Linked DNA regions of Homo sapiens: region 2 is linked to region 1. Evidence: chromatin loops called from intact Hi-C (ENCODE). Cell type or tissue: ascending aorta. All regions are shown on one strand. Each heading gives the region's core, and the rest is flanking DNA. Links, peaks and the distances in the headings are about the cores only. Region 1 overlaps BCAS3 (BCAS3 microtubule associated cell migration factor). Region 2 overlaps BCAS3 (BCAS3 microtubule associated cell migration factor).

Region 1 (16,042 bases), core at 3,172-11,171:
GACAGGGGATATAAGACTGAATTTTTGGCCAGGTGCGGTGGCTCACGCCTGTAATCCCAGCACTTTGGGAGGCCGAGATGGGTGGATCACCTGAGGTCCGGAGTTTGAGACCAGTCTGACCAACATGAAGAAACTCCGTCTCTACTAAAAATACAAAATTAGCTGGGTGTCGTGGCGCATGCCTGTAATCCCAGCTACTCTGGAGGCTGAGGCAGGAGAATGGCTTGAACCCGGGAGGTGGAGGTTGCTGTGAGCCGAGATCGTGCCATTGCACTCCAGCCTGGGCAACAAGAGCGAAACTCCATCTCAAAAAAAAAAAAAAAAAAAAAAAAAAAAGATTGAATTTTTGAAAACCTAGTCATATTCTGCTTATAAAAAAAGTACAAGCCGGGCGTGGTGGCTCACACCTGTAATCCCAGCACTTTGGGAGGCTGAAGTGGGCGGATTGCTTGAGGTCAGGAGTTGGAGACCAGCCTGGCCAACATCACGAAACCCCGTCTATACTAAAAACACAAAAATTTGCCGGGCCTGGTGGTGGGCACCTGTAATCCCAGCTATTTGGGAGGCTGAGGCAGGAGAGTCACTTGAACCCAGGAGGCACAGGTTGCAGTGAGCCAAGATCGTGCCACTGCACTCCAGCCTGGGTGACAGAGCGAGACCCTGTCTCAGAAAAAGAAAAGAAAGGAAAGGCAGGGAGGGGAGGGGAGAGGAGGGGAATCTGCAGATTGTGCTATTAGCTCGTATTAGTGGTGTCAAATTTTAAGTCAGATTCTGCTGTAAGCAACAAATGGCTTCATTCTTTCCTCACTATTACAAATGCGAGACAGAGAAAGAAAACATGGCCTTGTAATGTCACAGACTTTGTCATTGGTTAACCCGAGTTCAGAGAGGCTTCCAAATCACATCAGTTAATTCCCCCAGCAAGTGAAAGCTGACTGAAATTATGAGCTGCCTTTAAAGCAATTCTAGCCCTCAAGCTTGTGAGGAGTCATAAAGATATACTAACTAAGCCGGGCGCAGTGGCTCACTCCTGTAATCTAGCACTTTGGGAGGCCAAGGCGGGTGGATCACCTGAGGTCGGGAGTTCGAGACCAGCCTGGCCAATATGGTGAAACCCTGTCTCTACTAAAACATACACAAATTAGTCAGGTGTGGTGGTGGGCAACTGTAATCCCAGCTACTCAGAAGGCTGAGGCAGGAGAATCACTTAAACCTGAGAGGCAGAGGTTGCAGTGAGCCGAGATTGTGCCATTGCACTCCTGCCTGGGCAACAAGAGCAAGACTCTGTCTCAAAAAAAAAAAAAAAAAAGATATACTAACTATGTGACTCTTAGATTCATAGGCTAAATTTCCTTTTGGATTGTTTTTCAAAGACTGAAAATGCCTATATTAGGAAATATCTTCACTTTCCATCTCCAGCTCCCCTATTTGTCAGTTCTTCTATTCTGACCCCTAAGATGTGGTTCACATTTTAATTACAGTTACATATGGCAGTCTCCATCCACCATAGCCAGCCAGCCTGCAGGCTTGAAGAGAATGAAGGAGAGCCTAATACTGCCTTCTTTCTGACAAGCTCTCATGGAGCTTTCACAGTTAAGACTCTGTCGATCTGTTGCAATGACTGAAGTGTCCTGTAAATGATCACTTATTACAAATGTTCAGGTAGATGTGTCACTTTAAGCATTAACAATTTATTTTTAACTACATTTCTTTATTCTTTACATATACCAATTGTGCTTATGCCCAGAAGGACTGGATACAGTATGTGAAAGCTGTAAAAATTGGCTGTTCATTCTCTTCTCATTTAACCGCAGATGAAATATTGGTTGTCCAGGATAAATCATCCTTAATGGGATATTTATACTCTTTCCACCAAACACTGTGCATCTCTCCACCAGCCGTACTCTCCCTATTTCCTTTTATTTTCCCAGACAAGGTCTCATTCTGTTGTCTAGGCTGGTGTGCAATGGTGCAATCATGGCTCACTGCAGCCTCAACCTCCTGGGCTCAGGTGATCCTCCTACCTCAGCCTCCCAAGTAGCTGGGACTGTAGGCATGAGCCACCATGCCCTGCTAAACTTTTCTTTTTCTTTCTTTTTTTTTTTTTTGTAGAGACAGGGTTTTGCCATGTTGCCCAGGCTGGTCTCAAACTCCTGTGCTCAAGTGATCCGCCCACCTTGGCTTCCCAAAGTGCTGGGATTACAAAGGTGTGAGCCACCGCACCCGGCCCCCCTCGTTTTTTAAAGATGGAATTTCTCTCTCTTTCTCAGGCTGGACTCAGACTCCTAGACTGAAAGCTATCCTCTCACCTCAGCCTCCCAAGTAGCTGAGACTTATTTATAAACTTTCCAGTTAATTGTGACTACAGTTATGCACAGATTAAACATAGGTTTATTCTGGTTGGTAATGATCATAAAGAATGATCTGACTGGCTATCTTTGGGAATGATTGTTTGTAGACTGTAGTAAAGATGAAAAGTCCAAACTGATTTTTATCTTTTTGTGCTGTTAAAGTATAAGGATCTAGAATTTTTATTTATGGACATTGATGTCAGAAGCATATGTAGGTAGTTTTAAAACTGAAAATATAGCTTGTTTTTACCTCTCATCTAACTTTGGAGACCACAGTCGCCTTTGCAGATCTATCTAGACAACTTCTGAGGTTTATTCAAGCCTCATTTGTTGCTGCTCTAAATTCTTGCTCTGACCCTATCTGAAATCAGTGTAGTCTGAACTACTAGAGAGACGTTATTCCGTAACACAGTGAATCTCAGAATTTATTTTTTCAACTGATACTTCCAGCTCTGGATTCTGTGACATTTGCCCAAAGGGAAACACCGGTCCCTTGGATTACACTGTGCATCCATTGTCTGAACTGTCACAGCAATAGCGCGTAAAGCTGTTTGCATAGCGTGCTAACTCTATCAGGGTCATTTCCAGTCTGTGGCCGCTAAAAATGAAAACCATGCCCCAGCCGGGACAAGAACAGGGTCAACAGCTGGCAAAGGATATGGCAATCATTTATATAAATATGCTTTCTCAAGCCCACAAAAACAAAAAACCCCAACCCAACAGCTGGGAAGGGTTGGAAGTAGCCCCAAGGCTGGTTAGTCCCCTTCCAGATGGGGAGGTTAGACTGGGGCTAGCCAGACTGCTCCACATAGACTTCCGATTCGAATTAGAAATGAAAAGAGGAGAGGAAAGGGAAAAGGAAGAAAGCCTACAAGCATGACTGCTCTGCTTTTCACCTAACTTAATCAAATAAGTGAAGACTTTCTGAGACGGAAGGCTTGCATTTATCGGCATTCATGCTCCGTTTTTTCTGTTTATCATAGGGTCTAATACACATTTTAACTGCTGAAACAGAAAGCATATATGCTCTAAAGTATAGTTTATATATAATGTCATGGTTATTTGTAGAGAGATTGAAGAACCGGTCTCAGATTTATGTCCTGTTTACATCTCCCAAACACTTATGTAGAACATTCAATGCTAGAGAAGATAATAATTGTGGTGTTGGCTCACTCCCAGAATTTTATCCAAGGGATAGGGTTCATTTTTGTAATTTGATTTACTTCATAATACATCGTTATTGCACATCTAATATATCCAACAGAATAACAAATACCGTTTTCCTGGGTTCACCTTAAGGTTGCATACCATGAGGCAAAGTATTATTTTTGTAACCTGTTGATGCTTCAAGAGGCAAAGGTGAAGAGTATATGACTTTCAAACTCTTCCAAGAGTGACATAGTAAAATAAAAGACACCACAGTGATGAAGAAAAAATTTGTTCTCATTATCTAGAAAAGGGCCGCTTCTTCCTAATAATGGAGAGTTCTGCTGAAGCCAAATTGAATGGCAAGCAGCACTTTCTTCCTCTCCAGTCTTACGTTTGCTTAAGGAAAAGCTTACATAATGAATACATTTATAGGTGTAGGATGAGCTCATGATATCAGAATCCATAAAGATATATAAATTAGGCTCTTTTGCCAACATTGAGGCATTGTCTTAGAGAATCTTCTGCTTTGACATAGAAGTTAGGTAATGCATTTTCCTTCTTGTAATGATCTGCCTGAAACAAACATTTAGCCTTACTCGTGGAATGTCAAAACTAGAAGGAACTGTAGTGATCATCTCAGATACCTCCTCTAATGAGTAGTAAAGATCAGAAAGTTAGAATGTGCACAGGGAGGATGCTGTGGACCCCTCAATCAGGTATACATCTTCCAACTATATACACACAGAGGACCCTATACTGAGAAAGAATAGTGCCAAGCCAGTCTGGATAAAGACCCTCGGGAGACCTGAATTATCAAAGCTATCTGCTGATCCCTCAAACACTCAGATTTACTGTGTAATTGTATAAAGTAAATTTCCCACTTTGTTCTGTGGCCCTATAGTATCAAAACAAATGTTTCTCAAGCATCAACACTTTATTAGAAATTCTCATGACTTCTAGATGTGGTTTTGGTCATTTCCATAGATAAGTAATAAGATGAGTGTGTTAGGTGTTGGCTCTGAAAGTCTATCCCATCTATCTATATAGTAATGAATATTAGATTTTAAGCTTGTTGGGGGCAAGAAAAGTAGGTCATCTTCATGTTTATATCCACTGAGTCTGGCACATATGAGTACTTAGTGGATGTTTGCTGATATGCGATTAAGATAAAGTGCAAGATATGTTTTTTTTTTTTCTTTTTTTTTTTTTGAGACGGAGTCTCACTCTGTCCCCCAGGCTGGAGTGCAGTGGCCCAATCTCAGCTTACTGCAAGCTCCACCTCCCAGGTTCATGCCATTCTCCTGCCTCAGCCTCCCAAGTAGCTGGGACTACAGGCGCCAGCCACCACACCCAGCTAATTTTTTGCATTTTTAGTAGAGATGGGGTTTCACCGTGTTAGCCAGGATGTTCTCGATCTCCTGACCTCGTGATCCACCCGCCTCGGACTCCCAAAGTGCTGGGATTACAGGCCTGAGCCACTGTGCCCAGCCCGATATGTTGATTTTCAAATAATTCATTAATTTAAGTATTTTCTTCTATAATAGCTACAACAATTTTATACTAAAACTTTTGGGGGGAAGGGCCATTACCTTAATTTACACAATAGATCAGTTAAGTTTTGCAAGAAGGTGAAAGTAGACAAACATGTTTTTGACACATTGTTATTGCTATTCCTGCGGTCTTTGATTCTGACCCATTTTTAGCTTCTGTGCATTTACTTTTAGTTAATCTGTTTGATTTGAATACACTGTTCAGTTAGTCTCAAACACTTTCTTAGCATTTATCTTCAAACCTTAAGTGTAAAAATGAGACAGAGGCTTAGAGGTGTCCTCGGAATTTTAGAACTAACGGTTTAATTTCCTGACTCTTAGAGTCCAAATGTTTTCTTAGATTGATGTGGATTGGTTTAACGTAATTGGAAGTTTGAAAGGTACATGTTTCTAAAGCTTTTAAGATAATGATACTTAGAAATCACTGATTGTTCCTTGATGATGAATGCCTTTAATATATGTTTACAAGCTCCAAAACTTTTAATATATCTTACCATACTCTGATTACTAGAAATATATAAATGAAACCAACATTTCTCTATCCTGGAAAAAAAGTGTCCAGTAGAGTCTGTCCTTCCTGAGCTTAGTTAAAGCAATTCTTGTATCTTTGTTTTATATTTTTTAACCTTTTCCAATCCTTAATACATTTGTGGTCTTACTGGGATATGCCAGGAAGAAATTTCTTCCTTCTATTTCTTCTCCCTCTTTTTAGCTGTCTACTGTATACCATGTAGAACCACAAAATGCATGTTTTTATCTGTTCTGTTGTGTAGAATGTATATGCTGCCAGCCAGCCTTACTCTTTCCTCTCTACACTGCCACAGCTACAACTGCTTCCCTGTCAAACATTAGAAAAACACAGGTGGGCACCTAGTGCATGGTGTTACAGTAAAGACAACTCGACATCATACTGACTACAAATTACCTCCCCTAGTTTAAAGGCAAATAGTAGCTATCACAACCAAATTTAGAATGTGACACCATTGTTTAGGTGTATGTGATTCATTTTTATTATCTAATCACATATTTTTTTCCCTTCTAATTTGTGCCCTGACTGCACCTTGTGAAAGGTTAGAACTGGGATAATAACTGTGATGAACAAGTTATTCAAGAAATACTTGCAAGGTGGACAATGTTAACTTTGAACAGTGAACACAAAGGGTAATGAATTACTAATACCATAGTTCCCTTCTCAAACAGCAGTGACAGCTTAATTTTGATAGGATCCCTATGATCTTTGTAAGCGTATTCATGCCAGGAATGTTGTCCTCAGCAATAGATCCTATCTCTATCCCTTTTCCAAAAGCCCGGTAAAGTTAGTTTGCTTAAAACTACCTGAAAATGTCTTTCTAGACATCCACCTTACTGCAGGGCCCTAGGGTCATAACCTCTTAACCTTACGGGTTATAGGTCTCTTGCTTTTTGATCTTTCTTGGTTCTTTAGTTTTTGCCTACTTCCTCCACAACATTCAAGCCTTGTTATATAAGGAAATTGGAAACACCAATTTTGGATGAGATAAGTTACCCTTTCTTCCAGAATAATCCAAAAAGATGATTTTAAATAGAAACATGCTTGGGAAAAATTTAGCAAAACTACAGCATCCTGTCTAAGCCAGTTTGAAGTTGCCCCCCTTCATTTCTTATCCTCTTTATAAAAAACAAAACAAAACCAACTTAGAACTTACTGTTGACTTAGTGATAAAGTTTTTATTCAGGTCCCAAAGGCAGCTTGCTTGAGACATCAGAAGGAGTCAGAGTGGTCTGAGCGAATGAGAAGGAGATTAATATTAATACAATTAGTTAGTTAGCTTATTATTCTTGCCTTACTGGGCAGTACACTGTTTGATAATAGTGACAACTAACATCAATTTGGCACTTACTATTGACAAAGCATTATTTATTATTTTATAGCCATAGCAACTTGGTAAAGGAGAGATTATTATTCTTATTTCATAATAAAGGAACCTGAGCTTCAGAAAGGGCCCTCGGCTTGCCGAAGGCCGTATGGTAAATCAATGACCGAGCTGGTGTGGAATGTTAGCCTCCTGGATCCTGATCGTTCAGCCTCCGAAACATTCCTACTGAAGAGGCATTAGGACTAGAGCGTATTTCTTTTGATTATCAATGCGGGTGGTAGTGAGGTATCCTCAGCTGTTTGGCTGGCTCTCTTATTATATTAGTATCTTTTTACTATTATCTTGCTTCTGTTTCAGCCAAAATTTGGATTTTGTTTCTTTGCCACACCCATAGGATCAGGTACAGTTAACCTGTTTGAGCCTAATAATCAAGTATTGTACTGAAATTCCAAATAGAATTGGAAAATGTACTTTTTTGATGGGCTACCTTTCCTCTTTCCTGCCTCATCCAAACAGTCTCCATTAGAAATAATAAAAACCCTCATAGGATTTTAAAGCCAAGTTAGCAGCCCTGAGTCAGGACAGGTGTTTATTTTTAATTCATACTCAGAAAGCACTGTTTACCCATTTACCAGACAGAGCAAGAAAGGACAAATAGTATATATAAAAAAAAAAAGAATTATAGGTCATACAGTTGTCTTTTCATTCCATAAAAATTAGGAGGTCTCTTTTAAAACATTAAGATAATGTTGAAATAAATACATTTTAACCCGAACCTAAAACCAAACAATGACAGGAATATTTCTCCTTAAATGCAGACTACCTGGCATTCGCAGGTATCTGCTAGAGGCAAAGTCAGAACGAATGAGGAGGCCTGCAGACAGTAATCATACTTCCATCTCATGGAAATCACCCACTTGCCTGACTCACAAGAGCACTGAAGTGTGTGTGTTTATGTGTGTATTTGTTGTGAATTTGTTTTGATTTTATCAGGCTTGCCAGCTGCATAAGCGGGCAAAGAATGTAATGTGGAAACCATCCATTGCCACTGGAAAAAGGATCCAAGAGGAATTCCTTAAGCTGGGAACATGAGCTGTGAGCAACATGTTTAAATAGCTAAATATCCAAAGTTTGAGTCATGTTCATTTATTTTGGGGGATACACTCTCTTCTTTGAGGCTGAAAGAGTCCTTCTGGCTTAGACTATAACAAATGTGGTGCTGGAGGAGGTGAGAGACTGGAAGCCCTAGCGAGTTTGCTCAGGTTGTGGTTAATGGTGAGAGAGGGTACCATGACCCCCTTCGTGAAGTACGTTCCACGTTCAATCTGAAAAATCCATGGGCTTTTAAAAAAGCCTTTTCTGTACTTTCCAGTGAGGGAGAAAGGTAAGGGAAAGGAAACTAACTTTTTTTTTTTTTTTTTGAGACAGGGTCTCGCTCTGTCGCCCAGGCTGCAGTGCAGTGGCGCAATCTCGGCTCACTGCAACCTCCGCCTCCCGGGTTCAAGTGATTCTCCTGCCTCAGCCTACTAAGTAGCTGGGATTACGGGAATGTGACACCACGCTCGGCTAGTTTTTGTTATTTTTAGTAGAGACCGGGTTTCACCATGTTGATGAAGCTGGTCTCAAACTCCTGACCTCGTGATCCTCCCACCTCAGCCTCCCAAAGTGCTGGGATTACAGGTGTGAGCCACTGTGCCCGGCCTCTTTTTTTTTTTTTTTTTTTTTTTGTAATTTTTATGTGCCAGACACTATTCCAGGTACTTTCAGAAAGGTGGTGATTTTTTTTTTTTTTTTTTTAAAGAGATGGAGTCTCGCTCTGTCTCCCAGGTTGGAGTGCAGTGGTGTGATCTCAGCTCACTACAAGCTCTGCCTCCCGGGTTCACGCCGTTCTCCTGCCTCAGCCTCCTGAGTAGCTGGGACTACAGGCACCCAAAAAGGTGGTGATTTTTCTCCCCATTTTGCGGATGAGGAAACTGATGAGATCTGAAACGATTTGCGCAATCTATCACAGCGAATAAGGTTGGGATGAGGATTTTAACCCAAGATCTGGCTTCAATGCCCATGCTTTTCTTAACTCCCTTGAAGCCTTAACACTCTCAACAAAGAGTTTACTTTCCTTTTTCCCCTCCTCATTTTCTTTTTTTTTTAAAATATTACTTATTTAATTTTTAATGGTCGAGTTTACTTTTCTTCTTATTTTACTTGTGTTTCTTCTAAAGGAGCTGTCTGGGCTAACTACTCCATTGGTTAGAATATGATGCCTTTGAGCCCAAAATCTTGTTTGATCTCAGAATAGGCCAAGTTAATATTTTACAAAGAAAAGCTGAGAATTAAATGGCATCACCATTAGCCTGCCATTGTCAGAAGAATATGAGATGAGCTAAGAGTATATCTGACTCAGAAAAACAACTCAAAAGCATGTCTTGTTGTTCTCAGATGGTCTGAGTTTTCAAAAGAAAAAAGATGATGAGTCAATCGTAGAAATAAATAGCCTAAATATCTCATAGATTAAGTCAATTAAGTAAAGATTCCCCTTATGTATTTGCCCTATTTTAATGTAGGTAATCAAGGTACTGAATTTTTTCTAGACAGGTTGTAGTATCAGCGCAGTGATGAAAGTAGTCTTCCTCTGCTGTGAATTAGGGCTAATATTAAATTTTGTGTGGTTGCTGAAGAAGTTTACTGTGCACTAGCTCTCTCTTCAAAAAAATTATTTAAGTTACATTAAATTTTATTTATTTATGTGTAGCTCCTAGATCTAAAAGGGAATAGTTTTTTCCCCTCACAATTTCAAGACTTCTCTTTTATTCTTCTTTTTTTCGAGACAGTTTCACTCTTGTCACTCAGGCTGGAGTACAATGGCACGATCTTGGCTCACTGCAGCCTCTACTTCCTGGGTTCAAATGATTCTCCTGCCTCAGCCTCCCGAGTTGCTGGGATTACAGGTGCCCGACACCACACCTGGCTAATTTTTGTATTATTAGTAGAAACAGGGTTTCGCCATGTTGGTCAGGCTGGTTTCAAACTCCTGACCTTGTGATCTGCTCACCTCGGCCTCCCAAAGTGCTGGTATCACAGGTGTGAGCCACCGCGCCTGGGCTTCATTACAATTTTTATTTTGTCTTCCTGATTTCTGGGGGATAAGAGGGGAACCAAAAAGATAGTTTATGAAGAACTTAACAGTTTCCACATTGCCATTTCTGTAAAATCAGGAAAAGAACAACAGATGTATTACAGACTAGTTAGGGAGAAAAGTGATCAAAAAACACTTGATATTTTTAAATTCGTGGAAACTTTGAGCTACATATTTTGCCTTCCGTTCATCTTTGTAACCATTTTTTTGTTTCAGGTTGAGTGTGATTCTTTCTTCCCAGCTGGAACTTTCAGCCTTGTCCCCGAGACCAAAAGCTCAATCAGTGTCACTCTGCAGAGAATGTTTTCAGTATACGAGTGTCCTCTCCTTGGCACTCAGTTGGGACAGTCAGCACTGCCCCTGCCCCAGAGCTAATTAACTGCATTGCTATCAGAGCTCTGAAGTGACAGAGGCAAAGGGCAGAGAATGGAACCAAGAGATCATTCAAAATGGGGTTCAAGCTGGGAGGCAGTGCCCGGCCCCCTTCTTTCACAGCTGGGGTTTTGGCAGCCTGTCCTCGGGTTGTTCAGCCTGGTGACCCTAGCCGCCTGTGATTTACTAACTGTTTTACAAATGTTTCCTCGCTCTGGGAGGTTTGATACACTCTTCATCCTCCTCAGCTCACCAGAGTCACTCAGTCTCTGAGCCAAACCTGCCTTTGTTTACAACTTTTCCGGAAATTTTCACAGAGGGAGAGAAACTCTCCCTCCTCTTTCAGTGTTTTATTTTTAAGTCAACACTTTTCTCAAGTTTATTTGTGCTAAACCAAATTCTCCTACAAGGTATTGCTCTGTATTCAAATGGGAATTGCTGCATTTCTATAAATAGAATGAAGGTCATGTGAACGAGTTCAGAAGATTCTAGATATCACATTTTACGGGACCTTTACATTTAGTTCACTATTTTTTGAAAATAATATTCTATGTTTGGATTTGTCTTTTTTTCCCACATTCATATTTGACTGCGCATTATGTGAAAAATTGAATTTGGGAAACATTGAGTGGAATATTTTTTAAGCTGAAATACCCATGTTAAAAATAACAAAATGTGTTGTTGCTTCATCATTGTAACTTTCTTAAAAACAGAATTTATAGCCCCTTTATTAAATATTTCTAGAATATAATTGCCTCTGAAAACACAGTACCAGGGTTTTTTTGTTTTCGTTTTTCTTTAAATCTCATTCCCATTAATTGCTCAGTCTTTACCTTGGCGGAGAATGAAAAACTGCCTTGGAACTTATTAATAAGCATTTAGAAAAACTCGACAAAAAATTAAAGAATTGGCCTGGCATGGTGGCTCATGTCTGTAATCCAAGCACTTTAGGAGGCTGAGGCACGCAGATCAGTTGAGGCCAGGAGTTCGAGACCAGCCTGGGCAACAGGGCAAAACACCTTCTCAACAAAAAATATAGAAATTAGCCTGGCGTGGCGGCACATACCTGTAGTCCCAGCTACTCAGGAGGCTGAAGTGGAAGGATCACCTGAGCCCAGAGAGGTTGAGGCTGCAGTGAGCCATGATTGTGCCAGAGTGAGACCTTGTCTCAAAAAAAATTAAAGAATGACAGGATAAAAATTTAGGGAGGCCGATTCCATCTGCAATCAAAAGCTAACTTTTGGTCCACACTAAGTAAGAAGTATTATTTTTCTCATTTCTACCTATGAAAAAAAGGTTGAAACTGAAAGAAAAAAAAAGGCATTATTTATTTTCCTCCTTTTCTGTCTTCTAGAGCCAGAACAGACAGAATATATCCTAAATTGGATACAGCCAGAGAATAGTTTACTGATAAAATATGTTTTAGGAAGGAAAACTGGTTACATTTCAGCATATACAGCTGGACTTCCTGGTGGGCCTCCCACATTGTCAACATCAGTACCATTTATTTGTTGACCAACAGAAGACCACCAGAATGAGGTATTTTCATTTCTGCATACTTCTAATTCTACAAGAAAGATAGCTGTTGAGAGAGCTAATATCAAGGAAATGGCAAACAAACACCTTAGGTGATCCTGTGTGACATTCAGGAACTATTGCAGACTTCCAGGACTCAAGACAGTCTCCTCAGCCATAATGTCATTGACCTTGACATACTCAGAACAAATTGGTCTGTGTGATTGCTACCACATGCTGTAGCGCCTCCTAACCCTGCCGTTGGTCTGGAGTGAAGCAGAGCAGGAGAAAGGGCTCCTCATCAGAGGATATGCTTCTTTTATGTTCCTTAGACTCTTGCCCAGCATGCTTTTCCCACTCTATTTAGTCTTAAAATGGCTAATTTAAAGTTTCTGAAGCTTTGTAGGAGCCGCAGAGTGTACCTAGTTTTGCCAGGCAAGGACTGAATAGGTGAATAGTCATTGTATTCTTAGGGTGTGAAACTGTTTCGGGAGCAAAAGATAAGGCAAACACAACCAAAAAGACAGCCCTTTTGCTTAGTTAGGAAGATAATTTATGTCCCCAAAGCTCTTTCAGTGATCTGTACCCATCAGACCAGTAGAATTTGAACTTTTTTCCCAACTGAAGAGTCAACTGAGATGAGTAATAAGCACACTCCTCACTTCTGGTTTTCTTTTACGTCTGTAGGTTTTTTTCATTTATATGGAGAACACAAGTCGTAGCCAGTGAAAGTTTGTATAGGCCCCTCTGTTTCTTGCACTCTAGTTATAGGCACTTGCTAAATGTTTCTTGAGTGGATGAATGAATAAGTGAATCCTGGACAGATTGAGATGTATGGGGTGAGTCATAATCCTGGCAAAACCCTAATTAAACACAGTGGAACCATTGCCTTATGCACAGGGCAACCTCAGGCATTCTGCGTTCATCGTGTCTGCAGTGTTCTCCAAATTCTGAAGCAGAGATGTCTAGATGCTTGTTTAGTGCGGAGGGTCACTTTCTTTATATTTTAAAATCAGTAAGGTCATACTTAACTTCGTTTGTACATATTAATATATCCATAAATGTTGGTAGTTCCTTTGGGTACTATGAGTGACTATAATATTAACTAAACTGCATTTTTAGATTAGAAAATTGTGAGGGGGGACCAAGCACAGTGGCTCACACCTGTAATCCCAGCACTTTGGGAGGCCAAGGCGGATGGATCACCCGAGGTCAGGAGTTCGAGACCAGCCTGATCAACGTGGTGAAACCCCCGTCTCTACTAAACTTACAGAAATTAGCCGGGCATGGTTGTGCACACCTGTAATCTCAGCTACTCGGGAGGCTGAAGCAGGAGAATCGCTTGAACCTGGGAGGCAGAGGTTGACGTGAGCCAAGATCTCGCCATTGCACTTCAGCCTGGGCAACAAGAGCGAAACTCTGTCTCAAAAAAAAAAAAAAAAAAAAAAAAAAAATTGTGAAGGGGGAATCCCCTATGAATGTACCAGTTTTTACTTTGATCCAATCAAGTTGTTTTGTATGGTTTGTTGTTTGTTTTTTGGTTTTTGGTGTTTTTTTTTTTAATTTGATTTCTACATGGATTCAAAATAATTTTGTTTGGAAAGAACAGATATGTCAGGGGAAGAAGTGACACGTAAGCTACAACAGAGTATATTTTTCAAGCACCTCTTTATTTGAAGATGCAATATTAGTATTTGTTCTTTCTTAGCACCTTTTCGAAGTTTTCTTCACATGAACTCTTGCAGTGTGCCAAGGATAGCAGAGATGTTTTTCAAACGTTTATTGGCTACACACATAAAAGAACAGAAATTCCTATTTTTCTTCTCTGTCCTTATATTACTATATCACCTGTTCTCCAGCCTATGGGTACAAGTGATTGACATCGTTTTCTTGTCGATAAGTATGATACTTATACATCTGTCTTGTTCTTCTTACTGTCTGTGTATTAATATTTCTAGATGAAGATATATATTAATTCATTTAATCTTCATTATAACTTTAGGATGCAGATACTGTTATTATTCTTTGATAGATGAGGAAACTAAGTTCAAGAAAGATCCCAAATGTGTCCAAGGTTACAAAGACAGTGAATGCATGACTAGATTCAAACCAAGATGCCCTGGCTCCTGAAGCTGTGCTCCTAATCACCAAGCTGTTTCCCATGGCATTCTATTCTGTGAAGGTATTATCATCTAGTTGATGGCTTCCCTATGGATGTTGTCTAACTTTTTTTGCATTTACAAACAAAACTGCAGTGAACATCTTTATACATATTTCCTTGTGCAGTGGTTAGCATCTTAGAAACTTGAATATATCTGCTTCTTAGCCTCCCACCCAAATTTCTATGTTGCTTTAGAATCCAGAGGAGAAAATCCGCCCTCTTACATGGCTCAAAGAAATATGCTCACAGAGTGCCCATTTTTCAGTTTTCTTAGAGTTGTGAGATTTAAACTAAGAGAAATAAGGTACATATATATTTGTGTGTTGCTTAGTGAGAAGTGGTGGGTAGGAATAATTTTTCTGTTTTTGCTGAGATCTTATTAGTAACATGGCTAAAAACATTGGCTTTGCAAAATTCTCAGTCAGATTCTTGCTTTTAAATAGAATTAGAGGGGAAAATTACTATTAGTCTTTTATATGGAAATAACAAAAAACTTAGGAGATAATGTTGATCACATACCCTTTTTTATTATATCTTAGTAACTTATTTAATATTTTAGAAAGTGGCTTATAAAAAATTTATTGATTTCTACTTAGTATTTCAAATCTAAATTCAGGATGGGAAGGTTTCATGAACTTTCCAGAGACTAGTAACTTCCTATTCCACTTTCCTGGGCTTGGTATTTTAGTTATTGTATTGTCTACTCATATATTTGACTTTTCACTGTGTTTCATTTTGTCTAAAGCGGGACTCTTCTCCTCCCAGGGACCAGAGAATTTTCTTCTTGATGTTCTGTTAAAGCCTTGCTAAGCTCTGACTCAGCCTGACTTTAAATCCATAGTTTCATTTTCTAACATTATTAATGATTAATCTTGAAGCACCGAAGAAATGAAATGTGCTAGTAAGTGTCGTTAAAAAACTGAGAGTTTTTCTTCTGTTGTGGACATTTCTTGTCCATAACAGCTTGAGTTTAACTCGAATCTCATTAGCTCAGCTTAATTTGAGGATGTTCTGAAAAGAGAGAGGGAGAAACAAAGCACGTGGTCATCCCAAATGCTAATATCAGAGACTCTCTTTTAAAGCTACTAGGTCCACGCTTCTATGAAGAAAGCAGGTATCCATGTTGTTGATGCTCCCTAGAGAGAGCCTCAGACACATTTTGTTCCCAAACAGAATTAGAAGGAAAAGGTCTGCTTAGCTGTCTTTTCCTGTTTAAAATACAGCTGCCCCTGCAGTAGAGCCCTTGTCAGCTCGCTGGTGCTCTCTGCAAACTTGCAGTGCAAGTCTATGATATAAGTGGTGTAGAGTGGTTTTGTTGCTAAGAGAAAAGTGCTAAAAAGGAAAAAAAAAAAAAAAGGAGGGCCTGTATCTCTTGTGTAGCTCAGATCCTTTGGGTATTTAATGTACAGTTTCAGCAAAAGACACTCAGAATTATACCTCTGGTTGGTTCAAAATTGCTTAAATGTTGAAACATATGGTCTCATGTTCCATTTGTTAGCAAACAACCAGCTGTTCTCAGCCTGCCAAATCCAAGTAAACATCCACTGTGTGGAAGAGTGAATCTGAAATGGTTCAGTAAAAACATAAAAGCTGTTTTTGCTGAAGAAGAAGAAAAAAAAAAGGCCACCCCGAAACAACAGCTAGTGAAAAAAAAAAAAAAATCTTGTTCTGATAACGTCTTTTCCCTGGCTTGCTTACAGTGGACTGTGGAGTAGGAATGACTCTAGAGCCGTTTCAATTTAAAAAGATTTGTAGGCAAACTTGCTGTCCTCTTCTGTTGCTGAAAATCGTGATTGTCTTGGTTACAGTGATTATTTTAATAAAATGCAATTATCTGAATAATTAATGTATTTGACTACTCTACTGTGTCCTCCATTCACAGAGGCCAAAATGTCAAAGATCAAGTAGATTGGGAGAATAGGAAAATTCTCATTATAAAGGCAAGGGGAGGAGGG
Region 2 (16,042 bases), core at 4,771-12,770, 110 kb after region 1:
TGGCTGTGGCTGGGTGCAGTGGCTCATGCCTGTAATCCCAGCACTCTGGGAGGCTGAGGCGGGCGGATCACCTGAGGTCAGGAGTTTGAGAGCAGCCTGGGCAACATGGTGAAACCCCGTCTCTACTAAAAATACAAAAATTAGCTGGGTGTGGTAGCGTGCGGCTGTAATCCCAGCTACTCAGGAGGCTGAGGCATGAGAATCACTTGAACCTGGTAGGTGGAGGATGCAGTGAGCTGAGATCATGCCACTGCACTCCAGCCTGGGCAACAGAGCAAGACTCCATCTCAAATAATAATAATAATGGCTGCATTTGTTGTTGTTTCCCCTGTCTTGATCCCCTGGTGGATGGTCATTGTGCAGTAGAAACAAGAGATAATCCTGTGTGCTTCCTTCTTGTTTCACTGAATTTGGCCCCAAGTCTACCTGAATGCCCTTAACCAGAGTTCTGGAACACTTCTGACTTAGGAAGCCTCAAACACCCTAGTATGTTTCCAGTTTTCCAACAGTTGAGAAAAACATGATAAAGCCGCAAATTCTATATGTGGAAAAGCAGTGCAGTGTGAAGAATGGTGTACACCTGAGTCATTTGTTGGCAACAGTGTGATCTTGGGTACATTCCTTTGAATCTCTGCATCTGAGCTTTAAAGATCCCATGAGCTATTTGTATTTCTTCATCAACACTTCGCTTACAAATTAAAGTACTTTGGTACTATAATGGTGATTTGGTTATTACTATTTATTACCTAGACTGCAGGCTTAAGTATAGCAGTTAGAGAATAGCACACTTTGTTTTGTTTTTAAATGAAAAAACAATTCCCCTTAAGAAGTGGAAAGTACTCAATAGCACCAAATATTAATTTTTAAATATAATTCAAGAAGCCTGGCTGAGCACACCAAGCTTTTATGCCTGTAATCCCAGCACTTTGGGAGGCTGAGGTGGGAGGATCGCATTAATGCAAGAGTTCAAGACAAGTCTCGGCAATGTGAAGAAACCCAGTCTCTACACAAAGTAATAAATTAGCTGGGCATGGTGGTACATGCTTAGAGTAGATCCTACTCGGGAGGCTGAGGCAGGAGGATCGCTTGAGCCCAGGAGCTCAAGGCTGCGGTGAGCTGTGTGAGCTGTGTGAGCTGTGATTGCACCACTGCACTCCAGCATGGGTGACAGAGTGAGACTCTGTCTCAAAAGAAAAAAAAACAAAGCTCTTTTCTTTAAAATATTTCTTTGAAACTAAGCCTAGAGGTACTATTACCTTTGGATCACTATTATTAATCATTCCTTAATAGAACTTTGGATTTTTCCCCAGGCTTAAGTACACTGGTTATTTCTAATTCTTTGTGATTTTCCTGGCTTCAGATCTTTCCAGGAACAGCTCTGGGTCTCTTGGCCAATTTGGCATCAGGGCTCTGGGCCTTTGCCCCCAGCTTCTGTGATTCTCTCAAAGGTCTTTCAGTATTGATCAGGGAGTCATTCCCACTGAGTCCTTCAAGTTTTCTTTTACTGCTTCCCCACAAACCGTAGAATGAGAAAAGGATGATTGAAGTGAAGAGCCTAGCCTAGTGCCGGCCCAAGTTGGGACTTGCTGAACATTGGTTTCCAGCCCTGTGGCCCCAGAATACCCCACAGTTACACCTCAGCTGTGGGTTCCTCTGGGACTGTTCCCCAGAAGGAGATTTTTCTGCCAGTTTTAATTTACTTTTTGGGGAACGAAAAAAACTACCTGTAATTTTTCCTGTCTACTTTTACTAGAGTTTACTAGAGGTTTCCTCAAGTTCCTTGAGCATAATCTCAGAGAAGAATCTAACCCATGTTTTCTTTTTCCCATTGCATTTACTACAGTTACAACGATAATAAATGTTGAATTAACTTTCACTAGCTTTTAACCAACATGTAAGCACTCCCCTTTAAACTGTGTCTTCTGTGTTTGGTGTCTACCTGTGTAAAATAGGAATAATCCCAATCTTCTCAATGAGATTTTACCAAAATAAATTAGCGTTCATAAATAAAAGGAGCTATATAAATCTGAGAAACTGTAGAGAGGACTCTAACTAATTTTATGTCCAAGTGCTCTAAATAAAATTACTTTTTCCCAAGTGTTCTAGAAAGGGTTACATTCCTGAGTAGGGTCTTAATGGCCAGTTCAAGAAATAATCAAGTTAAGTGTATTTAATTCATACTTTTAATTCATTTTTTTGTAATACCTTCTGTTAGACACTTCCATATGACCTGTGTCAAATGCACAGCAAAACATCTGATATATGGTTACAGATCTAACACAAATAATGTTACGTGAGCAACCCCAAACAGTATACACCTTGACAATGTGGAGACTCAAGATTTTCCAAGCACTCATTAAATTGAGCAGAGAAGTAATCTATTTCATCCAATAACCTTTCGTTTTATGTATTTAGCAAATCTTTATCAGAGAGAGCTATATGTGGACCTCCTAAAAAGGGACCTGGGAATTCGGGTCAGAAACTAGACCAGCCAGGCGTTGGAGTTCACGCATCCCAGCACTGTAAACAACAGCATGGGCACAACTGGCCAAGTGTGTGGGGACTCCTGGTGTTGTTGTTTATGGCGTCTGGCAAATATTTCTACCCAAGCCTTCAGCTAGTTTACAGCATTTCATTTTACAGCCCATCATGATGATAGTAACCAACCCCAGAAAAACATCAACAAGCATTAGCAGCCATAGTGTTGGAAGATGAATGTGACCCCAGCGACCTCCATTCCACCCCCCAACCCCCATCCCACTCCCACCCCATCCCCCTCACCGCCCCCTCTAGTGTTCAGTGAATTTCTGCAGCTAAAGTGGTTACCATGGGTCTTGGGTCAAAGGAGGATATTTGGAGGAATTTCTCTAAACACATGCTTACAAATGTTGAGAAATAGCACTCTAAAAAAGCAGGAGTCATACACAGACCCCAGCTCTTCTCGGTGAGTAAGACAAAAGGCAGCGTGATCTATAAATATGGTAAAGTGCCTTGAAACGATGAGTCTGCAGAGGCAGGGGGGTGGGGGTAGTTAAGGGAAGGCAGGAGGGAGACAACAATTACATATTAAGTTGCATTGGTTAAGAACAGAAAAATATAACTTGGCATGAGTTCCCATACTGGCCTTTTAGAACGGATTGGTCTGTAACACCATACTAAGTCTGTTTTCTATCAGTGATTCCTAGCCAGCTTATTAAACAGATTTATACAATGAAAGAATCTCATAACAGAAACATTCACCTTCTTTATTACTTGGCATTATTTATGGTTTGAGTTTTTTCAGCTACTTTTTTATGCACTGGAATCTGCCAACATTATACTTACAAAGTTTATGTACCAAAGTATAAGTAGGTTGGGAGAATATTATATGTGTCTCCTCTCTCCAGCCATGTGGCCTCCCCCAGCAGAGGCTTTGAGGACCTATCTGTCCCCTCCTCTGAGTGTCTTCAGCATGGAATCCTCTTTCTTTCAGGAGTCCGTGATTCTTGACTGAAACAAGGGTTAGTTCCCTACCTCCATGCCCGTCAAGGAGTAATACTTTTTTCAGCCTTGGGTTTAGTGACAGGGAAAAAAGAACGTTAGCTCATGTGAGGATACGTATAAGGGAATTAGATAACTCTCTACGTGATTTGCAAACACCTCAAAATTGTCAAGATGGAAAAGAGACCCAGAGTCCCCTTTCGTCCTCCCCATTCATTCTAGGGTAATAAGGGCTGGTGGAGAGGCGGTGTCCATTTTTTGACGGAACTGGTATGGGCAGATGAGCATGCCTGAGTACTGAACACTACCGTGTCACTCCCCATGTTGCCATTCTGTAGAAGAGGAAGCAGGAAGCCACCGACAGGGGCATAACTGTGGACCTAAAGTGGACATCAGAGGGGTCCCGGCAATGCGGCCCTGACCCTTCCCTGCCTCACTTGCCCTCTACTTCCCAGCTTCACCATAGCTGGGAAGAATATTTTGATTTGTTTGTTTTCCCTGAGAAAGAACAGTTTCTATCTCGAGTATTGCCTCCTTTCCTGAAGCGTGTTCTCCGTCCCAAGGAAAACACACACATCCAGAAGGCACTGTGAGCAAAGCCTGGAACTGGAGAGATGACCCAGGGTCTTTGGGATTGCGGAACAGCTGCTGTGGAAAAGTAGTGGCCTGTTTATGGGTTGAGGAGGCAGTACAGGGTGACAAGAGGGAGCCCGAGAGCCCCCCATGAATCTGTCTGCACCCTTGTGAGAAGAAGCCCATGAAGTCAAATGACAGCTTGTTTAAGGAAGCCATGAACTAGCAAATGTAGTTAAAAGATGAAGGGGGAAAATGAAGGGAAACGCTTATGCTTAAAGCAGTTTTCCTTTGAAAAACTACAGCATTTAGGCTACCAGGTTGTGTTTCCTTAATAGGAAGCCATATCCCAGCCATGTGGCAAGAATTAGTCATTGCCTTCCATATGGGTAGTAATAATAAATGTAGGAATTTAGAGGCTAATGAATCAGTGGGAGTTGCTATGGGTTTGCTGGGTGAATGAATCAAAGGCGATCCCTTCTTTCTCCCTGCTTCCATCTTTCCGGTCCTTTCCTCCTGCTATGCTTTTATGCGTATGAGCTTTCATCTCTGGCCCACTAACCCCAAGGATCCTTTGAATAATCTGGAAGGAGACCATCTAAAGAACTCTCTGGCCAGGTACAGTGGCTCACGCCTGTAATCCCAGCACTCTGGGAGGCCACAGCACGTGGATCACCTGAGGTCAGGAGTTTGAGACCAGCCTGGCCAACATGGAGAAACCCCGTCTCTACTAAAAATACAAAAATTAGCCAGGTGTGGTAGTGCATGCCTGTAATCCCAGTTACCTGGGAGGCTGAGGCAGGAGAATCCCTTGAACCCAAGAGGCGGAGGTTGCAGTGAGCCGAGATCGTGCCATTGCACTCTAGCCTGGGCGACAGAGTGAGACTCTGTCTCAAAAAAAAAAAAAAAAGAAAGAAAGAAAAAATGAACTCTCAAATCTGTCTCTAGCCTGCATGCGAATCATCGCCCAGAAACTAATCTGTCCCCCTGAGCCCAAGTATTAAGCCGAGCTATGAACCAAAAATTAGAGGTATGAGAGACATGAAGGGGGGCAGGCCTCTGTGCCCCGCCCTCCAAGAGCTCACCATCTAGTGCTAGAGACTGATGTGTAAACAGATCATCATAGTGATAAAAACCGTGATAGAAAAAGGATGACCAGTTGTTTTGGCCTGTGTGTGTAGGGGAGGCTCTGGGAGGCAGGTAGAATGCCGATGAGGATCTTCTATGACATGAGTGGCTGTTGAGCTCAGGAGATAAGAATTTGGAGCTGGAGCAGTTCACTTCCATTTTAAATCCCAGCCCTGTCTCTTAATAGTTGTGTCACTTTGAGCAAGTTACTTACCTCTCTGTGCCTCGGTTTTTTCATGTGTAAAATAGTATACCTACATCCTCGGGTTCCTGTGAGAATTCAGTGAGTTAATATGTGTGGAACACTTAAAATACTGCCTGCTCCTAAAATTACTGCTTGGCAGTAAATGCTATGTAGATGTTACTTTAAAATTATTACTATTTTCACATATCTTATGTGAATGTGCCTAAATGTGATATGTATATATTTTTCCTTTTAAAAATTTGAGATCATACTATACAGAGAGTCCAGCTTACTTTCCATATCAGCACATGTAGATGTACCTTAAGACATTAATTTAAAACCAACTTTCTTTTGAAAAACTTTCCAGCCTCATCAGACATTGGGGATTCTATGTGAGGGCACCTCTCCAAGATTGGATCTTGCTGTGGTTGATGGAGTTACATCCTTCACAGCACGGTCCAAATTAGAGATCTCCAGTCAGGCTGTTTGGTCTGTGAAACATTTGGATATTTGTTTTTTAAATCCATATTAGGACATGTTATTCAGTGTTTGGAGAAATTAGTATGTACTAATTTCTAGGCTGCTTGAAGAACTTGGGGGGTAAATTGTTGCTCTTAAATCCCCTTAAAATATAGGGCAGAGGCCAGGCGCGGTGGCTCACGCCTGTAATCCCAGCACTTTGGGAGGCCGAGGCGGGCAGATAACGAGGTCAGGAGATCGAGACCATCCTGGCCAACACAGTGAAACCCTGTCTCTACTAAAAATACAAAAAATTAGCTGGGCATGGTGGCGGGCGCCTGTAGTCCCAGCTACTCAGGAGGCTGAGGCAGGAGAATCTCTTGAACCTGGGAGGCGGAGGTTGCAGTGGGTTGAGATCACGCTACTGCACTCCAGCCTGGGTGACAGAGCGAGACTCCATCTCAAAAAAAAGCATATATATATATGACAGAAAGGATCTTGGCACCCTGTGTTGAAAAGATACGTTTTTAAGTCAAATGTGAGGTAAGTAGGTCATGCCACATCTCAACCTCATCAGGCTGTACTTCTGCAGATTGTTGTGGCTTCTGGGTGTCCTATTAGAAACAAAACAGGAGGGGAGAATCGTTTGATCTCTTGCTCCTAAAATGTGGGCCCTAGGCCGTCAGTAAGAGGTACTGGCCCTTGCCGAGTCCCAGTGTTCTCCCTCATTCACCCCCTAGGTGACAGTGGATCCAACTCTCCATAAGCAAGTCTGGGATTCTGCATGTTGTGCTTATTTGCTCTCTGTGGGAGGGTCTGTTAGACAGGTCTCTCCAAGGAAGGGGAAGGGAGCAAGGAGTGGGGGAGGGTGTCAGCTCAGAGGGGCTAGCAAGTCCAGTAGATGCCAGTTCTCCCGAAAGACAGGTCCCCTGTGTGATTCACATCTGGTACTGAAGTGGCTAGAGCAGTTGGCACACCGCAAATTGACACTGACCTTGGCCATGCTGTTGGGGTAATTGGACTTTCAGGATGGACTCTCCGAACAATCTTGCCACTGTGGCTGGCACAAACAGGCTTTTCTTTAACAGCAGACGTTCATGTCTTCTTGCTCCAACTTTTTTTTCTTGAACAAACATATGTATTGTGGCCAATGCAAGGAAAATCCCACTCACCATTTTGATCTGAGTTGCTTCTGTCCTGGAACAATAGTCTAGTGTACCAGGGGCCCTCGGGATGCTGGTTTCCATGCCCTGGTCTAGTTTTATGAATCTCCTTGGAAGACCCTAAAGGCCAGGAAGCCATCGGTATTTCTGCAGGGCCTCCTACCACCATCGGGGACATCAGTGGCTCTGTATCTGATTGTCAGAGCGTGAGCTTCAGCAGTAGCCTCGGGGTCAGGACTGGTTACAACCAAAGAGCTTTCTAAGTGCCTGCCCTTTCTCCCACAAGATGGCCTCTTCACAACTTAAGTGGGCATAACCGAAGACTTGCATTCCCCTTTGAGCATCCACCTCACTCAGTTAGAAGAAATGTGTCTCCAAGCACTGCCAGCCTGTGAATAAGCACTTCCCAAGTGCCAGGTACAAAGTTAGACACTTCCCATCTTTCACCTCGTTGATCGCCTCAAAATCCCGTGAGGTTTTTAATCACTGACTCAGTAGCATTGATTGAGAAATCTACTCCGTGTTAGGCTTAGACTACATAGTGATGACCAAAACAGTCTTTGGATTCATGGCAATTACTGCCAGGTAGAGAAAGCGAATGCTGTTATTTTGCTCTAAGAGGAAACTAAGGTTCAAAGAACCAATACTTTCTCAATGCCATATAACTGGTAAAGGGTGTGGCCACGATTACACCACCATGATTCTACTCCAAAGACTGTCTTCCCTCCACCATGCCCTACTACCTTCCTATAGGAAGCTTAATCTGCGGTTCTACTTAAAATATGAGGAAACATCTGGAATATTAGTTTTCAACCACATTTCAGACACAGAAAGTGGAGCCTAAGGAATAGCCCAGTTGGCTCCTCTCTGAGAGCGGGTAAGAGTAGAAAAGAATTGCTGATCTCAAGCATTTTGTTACCAGAATAACCCCACAGGAGAGGCCTGGCTGAACGGGGATTTGTGTGGGCCAGACAATGTAGGGGATTTATTTCCAAGGCTGGAGGACAGAGCTTGGACTCGGGTCCAGCTCGGCGTCCTCCCTCGGGTCCTGCTCGCTGAAGAGGTACAGCATCTGGAGGAGGACTTTCCGGCCAGGGTACAGCTCCTCTAGGCTGAGGCAGTTAACGATTAAACAAGAAGCAGCCTTTGGCTACAAAGCTAATGGTTTGGGTTCCAGGGCACAGGATAAAAATATACAACTGGAAAGGCAAGCTCCCAATTAAGTGGAAGAGCTCAAGCAAGAGATGTTTCAATGCCGCGGAGCCAGTGACCACACGTGGGCCTGCTGTCTCCTCCACCAGCCCCACTCGCCCGGCCCCATACTTAGTGCTGGCTCCAGAGTCTCGTGGGGGAAGCCGGCTGGCAGCACACAGGCCATTCCTCTTTTCCATTCAAAGAAAATCTTACTTGCCTTCTGCCCAACAATTTATCTTGCTTGGCATCTTAGGATAGTAGAATGTCAGAACTGGAAGGGCCTTAGGGATCATCTAGCCTAGTCCAGCTCCCTGGTTTGATGCTTTAGAAACCGAGGCACACACTGGGGAAGTGACTTGAGCAGAGTCACCTTGTCAGTTCGTGGCAGGGAGGAGATTCACGTTTTGATCTTGTAATGTCCGCATTCTCTTCTCCCTTTGTACTAAGCTGGCACCATTAGCAGCCTGCCATTTGCACCTCTTCCCTTTGCTCCCACAAACCTAAAAGCCCTCGGTCCTTCTCCTCTTTTACAGGAAAAGATACTGAGGCAGGGAGTGTAAACAGTGCCCACAGAGCTGACAAGTACAGATGCCAGAAAGGGAACCGCAGAATCCCGCCCAGCAGGCCTGGGCCTTCACCATCTGACCGCATTCCCTCTCTAAGAACATGTTGTGGGAGAACTGAATTTGGCCTCCTTTGAGCTCTAAGCCTGCAACAGCCCTCCTAATGACTCTACAGTTCCTGGCTTCCTCTTGCCACTGACTTTCCCCTCCACCGCTGCCTGGGACAACCTTACAGCTACAGTGACTTTGAGTCTTGCCAAGACAAGCCCAATAGTTACTTTCAGACTCAAGTGCTTGCCAAGCCTGAAATAGTAATTGCCTGAAGGGTTCCAAAAAGCTGGGCTTTATCTGCAGCAGAGACTTTAGTAAATCAAAACACAGGTCTTATCTCCCTATTCTCTCCCCTCTGTTGTGTGGTCTCCTAAATGAAAAATGTTACCTAATTGCCTAAAACAGCTGGCTTGATGTTTAATTACTTCAGCTTGCTAACCTGATATTCTGGACCAATAAACTATACACAGGGAGTGGATAATGCTCTTTACAGATCGGACTTGTCCAGGTTTCCTTTGTGAGAAATGTTGATTTCAGCCACCAGAGGGAATTCCAAATTTGAATGCTCTTAGCAGTCACCGCGCTTGTCTGATGTTGGAACTCCTCTTCACCCATCCGAGGAACAGTGTGCCTGGAAAATGCCTTGAATCCTCTCCCCAGCATTCCAGGGGCAGTCTCCTCCACACGCCACACTGCTCAGCCTACACTCCCTTTTCTTTTTCTTTTTTTCGCGAGACAGATTCTCGCTCTGTCACCTAGGCTGGAGTGCAGTGGCGTGATCTCGGCTCACTGCAGCCTCCGCCTCCAGGTTAAAGCAATTCTCGTGTCTCAGCCTCCCAAGTAGCTGGGATTATAGGCGCCCACCACCACACCCGGCTAATTTTTGTATTTTTAGTAGAGACAGGGTTTCACCATGTTGGCCTGGATGGATGGTCTCAAACTCCTGACCTCAGGTGATCCGGCCGCCTCAGCCTCCCAAAGTGCTGGGATTACAGGTGTGAGCCACCGCGCCCAGCCAACGCACTCCTGTTCTGAGACACGGGAGGGCATGCAGAGCAGTCTCGGAGCGGACGCTAGCTGGCAGCGGTGCCATTGCTTTCGCCTCAGGCTTCCTAGAGCAAAGAAGCCCATGGAAGAGGTTGCACAGCGTCGCTGGTTAATGGCAAAGCCCAGGTATGGGCCAGTGAACCCCAATGATGCTGGGGTGCCTCTTCCTGTCCCCAAGGACTCTACAGCCTCAGCCTCACCCATCGATGCTTCCCCATGTGGGTCCTGGAATGTGACCAGGCTGACTGACCCCCCGTTTCATGCCCCACGCCTTTGCTGGTACTGGTCCCTGAGATGTCCCCTGACATGCCCCTCACCCAGCACCTCTGCCCTCCCATCTGCCTCCACATGCCGCTGCGTCCCCTCCACGGCTCCCCTGCAGTAGCACACCTCTGCACAGCTTTCCTCTTTACTCCTAGCCAGGCTCAGAGGGACCCACAGCTGACATCTTAAAGTCACCTCTATTGTCCACCTACCTACTTCTCTATCTCACTGAACCTCTTTAGGACCAGGATTTTCCCTTTTCATGTGTGTTTTCCAGTGTCTAGGATAGTGACCATCTATAGCAGGTGCTGGCCAGGCGTGGTGGCTCACACCTTTGATCCCAGCATTTTGGGAAGTCGAGGCAGGTGGATCACCTGAGGTCAGGAGTTCGAAACCAGCCTGGCCAACATGGCGAAACCCCCATCTCTACTAAAAATTACAAAATTAGCCAGGCATGGTGGTGCATGCCTGTGATCCCAGCTACTCAGGAGGCTGTGGCAGGAGAATCACCTGAGTCCAGGAGGTGGAGGCTGCAGTGAGCCGGGATCACGCCACTGCACTCCAGCCTGGGTGATAGAGTGAGACTCCATCTCAATAATAATAATATTAATAGTAATATAGCAGGTACTTAGTAAATGTGTGCTGAATGTGGGAGACGTCTTTTTTAAGGAAAGCCTAAGATGTCATTCTTAGAGCAGCAGAAGAGATGATGTTCATGCCCCATGCCTTTGTTGGTACTGGTCCCTGAGATGTCCCCGGACATGCCCCTCACCCAGCACCTCTGCCCTCCTATTTGCCTCCACATGCCGCCGCGTCCCTTCCACAGCTCCCCTGCAGTAGCACCCCTCTGCACAGCTTTCCTCTTCGCTGCTAGGCAGACTCAGAGGGGCCTGCAGCTGGTATCTGATAAAATAAAGGAAAGGTTAGAGGGAGGGAGAGAGGGAAGGAGAAGGAGGATAAAATAAAAGGAAAAGAAGAGGTATGAATTCTTTGGAAAAGAAATCCATGCCCTCGGAATGATGTGGCTCCTTCCTTTTTTAGTCAAACATCTGCTCAACTGTATGTGCTGTGCTAGATTCCTCGGGGTCATGTACAATAATTCCTGCCATGTAGGTTTATTAAATTAACAGTTGCAATTTATGTTTAGCGGTTTCCCCACTAAGGAATTCCTCGTGTATTTGATCGATTTGTGCAAGAGGCTAACTCCAGCCATTGCCAGCCCTTCTGTAAAATGGCTACTATATGATCCAGAATTCCCTCTCACCTCAGACACTGATGGTACTATTAGAGTTCGGGAGGCTTCAACAGTTCTGAGATAGGTGTAGCATATACAAAAATTCCGTTCACTGCTTTGTTTTCTTAAAAAAGTTTAGGGTTCTAAAGAGTAGTGTCTTCTATCCAAATTTAGTATACTTATATATTATATCCATCATATTATATTTAGCTCTTATGCCCTAGGTATTTGATCAATTTGAGCATTTCATTGCCAAGCTTTTAAGAGACTCCTGCTCCACGTCTTCTTGCTGTCCTCACTAGCTTGAGACAAAGTAGAAAGGCCAGAGAGAGGGGACTCCTCCAGAGCCCACCCAGGACACACAATATACAGTATGATAGAATAAAACAATGTAAAGGCATGCTTCTTAAATAACAGGTCATATGCTTTAATTATTTCATCTACTGGCAGTGTATTGCCTTTACTGGGAAACAAGCCTTTCCCACACACCTGCTTTGTAGGGCTGGGCTGAGTCAAGCCGGGAGAACCAGACAGTTCCTGGTGTTTGGGGCCTGGACCAGGAAAATGCAGCTCATGGCAACATGGAGGGCTTCATTGACGGTGAGGTGAGGTCACTCTAGGAGAGGGCTCGGCGTAGAGACCTGGGTCAGTGGGGTAGTAGCACCATCAGGGGCAACTGGCAGTGAGGCCTCAATAGCACCTTGAGAATTCAGCGAGACAAGACCGATTTGGGTGGGGTGGGAGAGTAGTAGTTGGCAAGGTAAGTAGGGCACAGTTGTTCCTAAGAACTAAAGCCCATCAAGGCAAGGGCCCAATACCCAGATTGGGGAACTTGACCTCAGGGATAGGACAGAAGCCTAGTAATTAGAGCAGAGACACGGTGTCAGAGCCAGCCAAGGGCCCTGCCATGGGAGGCCTGATGTGGAATCTCCTCCCTTTTAGCCACCTGAGGGCAGACTTGAACAGAGGTCCCTGGTGAGGTCTGTGGGTGGGGGTCCAGGCAGAGCCTGAACGAATGCCATACGCAAGCTGTTCTGGCAGGCGTAACGCGTAGGACCAACAGTGAAAGCACAGCAAGAACAGGGTTTGTGCTGCAGGTGTCCAGGCTGTGCAGGAAGCAGGGCCAGAGGCCGCCTCTCCTGCTAGAGCTACATGCCGCTCCTCGGCTCCTCCCCGCCACCATCACACCAGGAGTCAGGGCCCTGGGAGGCGACTAGAACACACCAAAAAAGGATGGCTAGGACTATTTCTCTGCAAGGTGGAATCAGCTCTTCATTTAAGATATAAGCTGTGGCCCAAAGTTACTGAGGGTTCTACAGGTGACGTCCATCTAGGCAGGAATAGAAGTTCCAAAATTAACTGACTTTTCTCAGTTGGAAACTTTCTTCTCAGGCTCCAGAATCTGCAGTGTCCTGTCTGCACTCCTTGGTGGCGATGGAGCAGCAGCCCTCTCCTGTCTTCCCTGCCTACTGTTAGAACCAAATGTAGTCTTTCTTGAAGACGGCACCATCTCCCTCTCCCAGTGACATCAGCAGCCCCTCTTCCCCCTCCCCCTAATTGACAAATGTGGGCATTTCCAAGTGTCTTAATGGCATTAACAAGGGACACACCGCTTAATCACAGGTGGAACTGCCAACAGATGACGGGTTATTTCCCGTGTTTCTCCCCACCCTGCAGTGAGGCAGCAGCCTTGTGTTGGGGTTTCTGAAGAGCACTCCTGCTCGGAGGACATGTGCTATTTCCAGCCAGAGTTGTCCACCTGCAACTTTCTGCTAGGGTTAGCAGTTTCATCTCCCATTATTAAGAGTCCAGCTGGCGTGTCTTTGAAGTTGGTCCCATCATGTTAAATGTTAACTGTAATTTCTCTTGGCCCTTGCTGGAGAGTGCTTTCCTTCCCGTTGGTATGATAATAGCCGCAGCTATATTGGCCATGTGCTAGCTGACCACCTCAGCAATTGCTTTCACTCCCGGAGTGACATAGAAGGAGCTTTGTACTGTGCATCGTGAAACTTGGGGTTTGACCTGGTTCTGCCAGGAAGCCATGTGATCTTGAGCAAGCTCATTCTCTTTTCTGATCCTCATTTTTCTGCTCTGTACAATTCTGGGTAAGGGCTAGAGGATTTCTAAAGCCCTTCCACTTCCAAATCTGTGATTCCAAGATTGGGAGAATGCACAGTTACTCGCAACTCCTTTTTCTCCCTCTACCCCGGGCCTACACCCCTCGCTACAGTGCTTCTCCACATGCTGATCCCAGTAGGTAGCCAGGGTCAGAGAATACTAACAATATGTAGAGAGCTCAGGATCATTCTGACCCTTTGAACTTGAAATCCTCAGAGAGCTTTCTATTCTAATAAAAGGGCATAATCTTGGTGATATGACACCCCCTACATTAAACTCCATTATATTAAGGAAACCTTAGAACTCGGATGTACAATCTAGCTTGATAATTTACAATTCTGCTGGGATTAGTATGAGGAATAATTATATCTATTTATTCCACTGTCAGAATGTTGACTCTAGAATTTCATATTGTCTCTGTCACTGAAGATTATAATTAAATAATATGTCGAATGTATTGATCATATTTTTATACATTTGCTTGATATGCTATAGAGGCTTTTTTTTTTTCAATATATCACGAGATTAAATTCAAAAGTTTGCCAGGCCATCTAGGTCTGTTTAAGAGATTTTTTTTTTCCTGAATAAACCACAATTTTTTGATGGCTTGTCATTTTGACATCAACTAAAGTAATTTATTTACTCCTTAGTGCAGAACTGTATCTCTTTTAGCCTTTAGTCAGACTCAGTAGCTATCATGACATTAGAATAAGAAGTAGTATGTGTCTTTGAGGGTAGGCTTTAAATTTCCTTTGTGCATAAACTCACAATTTTCATAGAATAGTCTTTTTTCTTTTTCTTTCTTTCTTCTTCTTCTTTTTTTTATTTTTTATTTTTTTTTTTTGAGATAGAGTCTTGCTCTGTCACCCAGGCTGGAGTGTAGTGGCACAGTCTCGGCTCACTGCAACCTCTGCCTCCTGGGTTCAAGCATTCTCCTACCTCAGCCTCCCGAGCAGCTGGGATTACAGGCTCGTGCCGCCACACCCAGCTAATTTTTCTATTTTTAGTAGAGACAGGGTTTTGCTATGTTTGCCAGGCTGGTCTCGAAGTCCTGCCCTCAGGTGATCCTCCCGCCTCGGCCTCCCAAAGTGCTGGGATTACAGGTGTGAGCCACGGCACCTGGCCAGAATAGTCTTTTTTCTATGCATTTATTATGAGAACTTTTCCAGTGGAATTTGAACTCAAGTCTCTTTTACTCCAAAGCCCAGTTTTTCCTTCTGCATCAGATGGTCCATTCCTAGACAGTGGCACTATGAACCAAAAGACCTGGGTTCCTCACTCATCTCTTGGACTCTTAGCTAAGGAATATATGGTGAAAGAATATATTCAACTGAAGGCCAGGCGCCGTGGCTCACGCCTGTAATCCCAGCACTTTGGAAGGTAGAGGCGGACAGATTACGAGGTCAGGAGATCGAGACCATCCTAGCTAACACGGTGAAACCCCATCTCTACTAAAAATACAAAAAAATTAGCCAGGTGTGGTGGCGGGCGCCTGTACCTGCTTGGGAGGCTGAGGCAGGAGAACGGCATGAACCCGGGAGGCGGAGCTTGCAGTGAGCCGAGATTGCGCCACTGCACTCCAGCCTGGGCGACAGAGCGAGACTCTGTCTCAAAAAAAAAAAAAAAGAATACATTCAACTACAAATTTTCTCAGCCTATTTCTCTTTTGCTTGAGTCACAAAACATTCACCTACTTTACCCAGAGGGTATAATTAAACCTTTTCTAATACTTGCTTTGGATGTATGTTTCATATATATTCTTAAGTAGTGTAGAGGGTTTCTTCAGTCTGCCCGAAACACATGTAATCAGCTCTTCAGTCACAGTAATAATATAGCACGTGTGTAATGTTTTACAAAGGGCTTTCATATACATTATCTCAGATGAGCATTAAAGCATGCTGTGATATAGGCAAGGATTATTACTATTAGTTCATTTAATGGATTCTTTTTAAAAAGACTCAGAGAATTTAAGATTTTCCATAACATCCAGCTAAGAAATAATAAAGCTGAGACTAGAACTCATGTCTTCTGAATCCTTAATCTAGGGTCTTTTGGCCTTCTTTTTTTTTCTAATGAGATTTACAAACATAACTAAAAATATATCTCCAGCTTCCCTTACCTCTTCATTTGTTTAAGGCAGATTCTTCATTTTGCTGTAACATCCCATCCTCTGAATAGATATGGCATGAAATAAAGTGGTAGCACCTTTTTAACCCAAGTAAGGACAGAGCGTTAGCAAAAGAAGAAAGATCCTGATTATATTTGACTGAGAGACTCGCATTCCTTCTACCCCACCTCCCATCTCCCTTCACCATTCATACTGTGGCTTCTTGGGGAAGCTCATGACCTGTTTCAAAGAGCTTGATTGTAGTCCTGGGCCATGAGGAAATGCATGAGCAAAAGCAGCAATGGTGAGTGGCTGATGACCTCAAGAAGAGGCCATTTGATGTCGGGCGGTAAGAGGCTGTGGTCAGGAAGCACTTTCCTCCCTGGGCCATCTGGATGCCCCTGCAGGCCGCCAGGCTGCTTGTGCCCTTATCCCTTCACCCTCAGGGAACCTTGCTTTGTTGACTGACAGTTGGGT

What was found. Hi-C counts contacts between places; a loop is a spot of excess contacts. Peaks named below come from ENCODE experiments on the same cell type or tissue, not always from the same donor. Only the 100,000 strongest peaks of a DNase experiment are listed, where the experiment ranks them.
Region 2: it touches region 1 in a loop (2.0-fold over the local background); 7 of 110 quality-filtered maps call a loop at or near these places.

Annotation. Positions count from the first base shown.
Region 1 is chr17:61,193,450-61,209,491 of GRCh38, forward strand. All of the region lies in intron 22 of BCAS3 (BCAS3 microtubule associated cell migration factor), which reads left to right. Among named protein-coding and RNA genes, the nearest start is that of BCAS3-AS1, 65 kb to the left of the region's middle. In ascending aorta, for the core only: no CTCF peak of the experiment used is centred there; DNase peaks (open chromatin) are centred at 7,067, 7,892, 8,436 and 10,500; H3K4me3 peaks cover 2,046 bases; H3K27ac peaks cover 6,916 bases.
Region 2 is chr17:61,305,607-61,321,648 of GRCh38, forward strand. All of the region lies in intron 22 of BCAS3 (BCAS3 microtubule associated cell migration factor), which reads left to right. Among named protein-coding and RNA genes, the nearest start is that of TBX2-AS1, 86 kb to the right of the region's middle. RefSeq lists an enhancer at 9,370-9,871. In ascending aorta, for the core only: no CTCF peak of the experiment used is centred there; a DNase peak (open chromatin) is centred at 8,855; H3K4me3 peaks cover 512 bases; H3K27ac peaks cover 2,525 bases.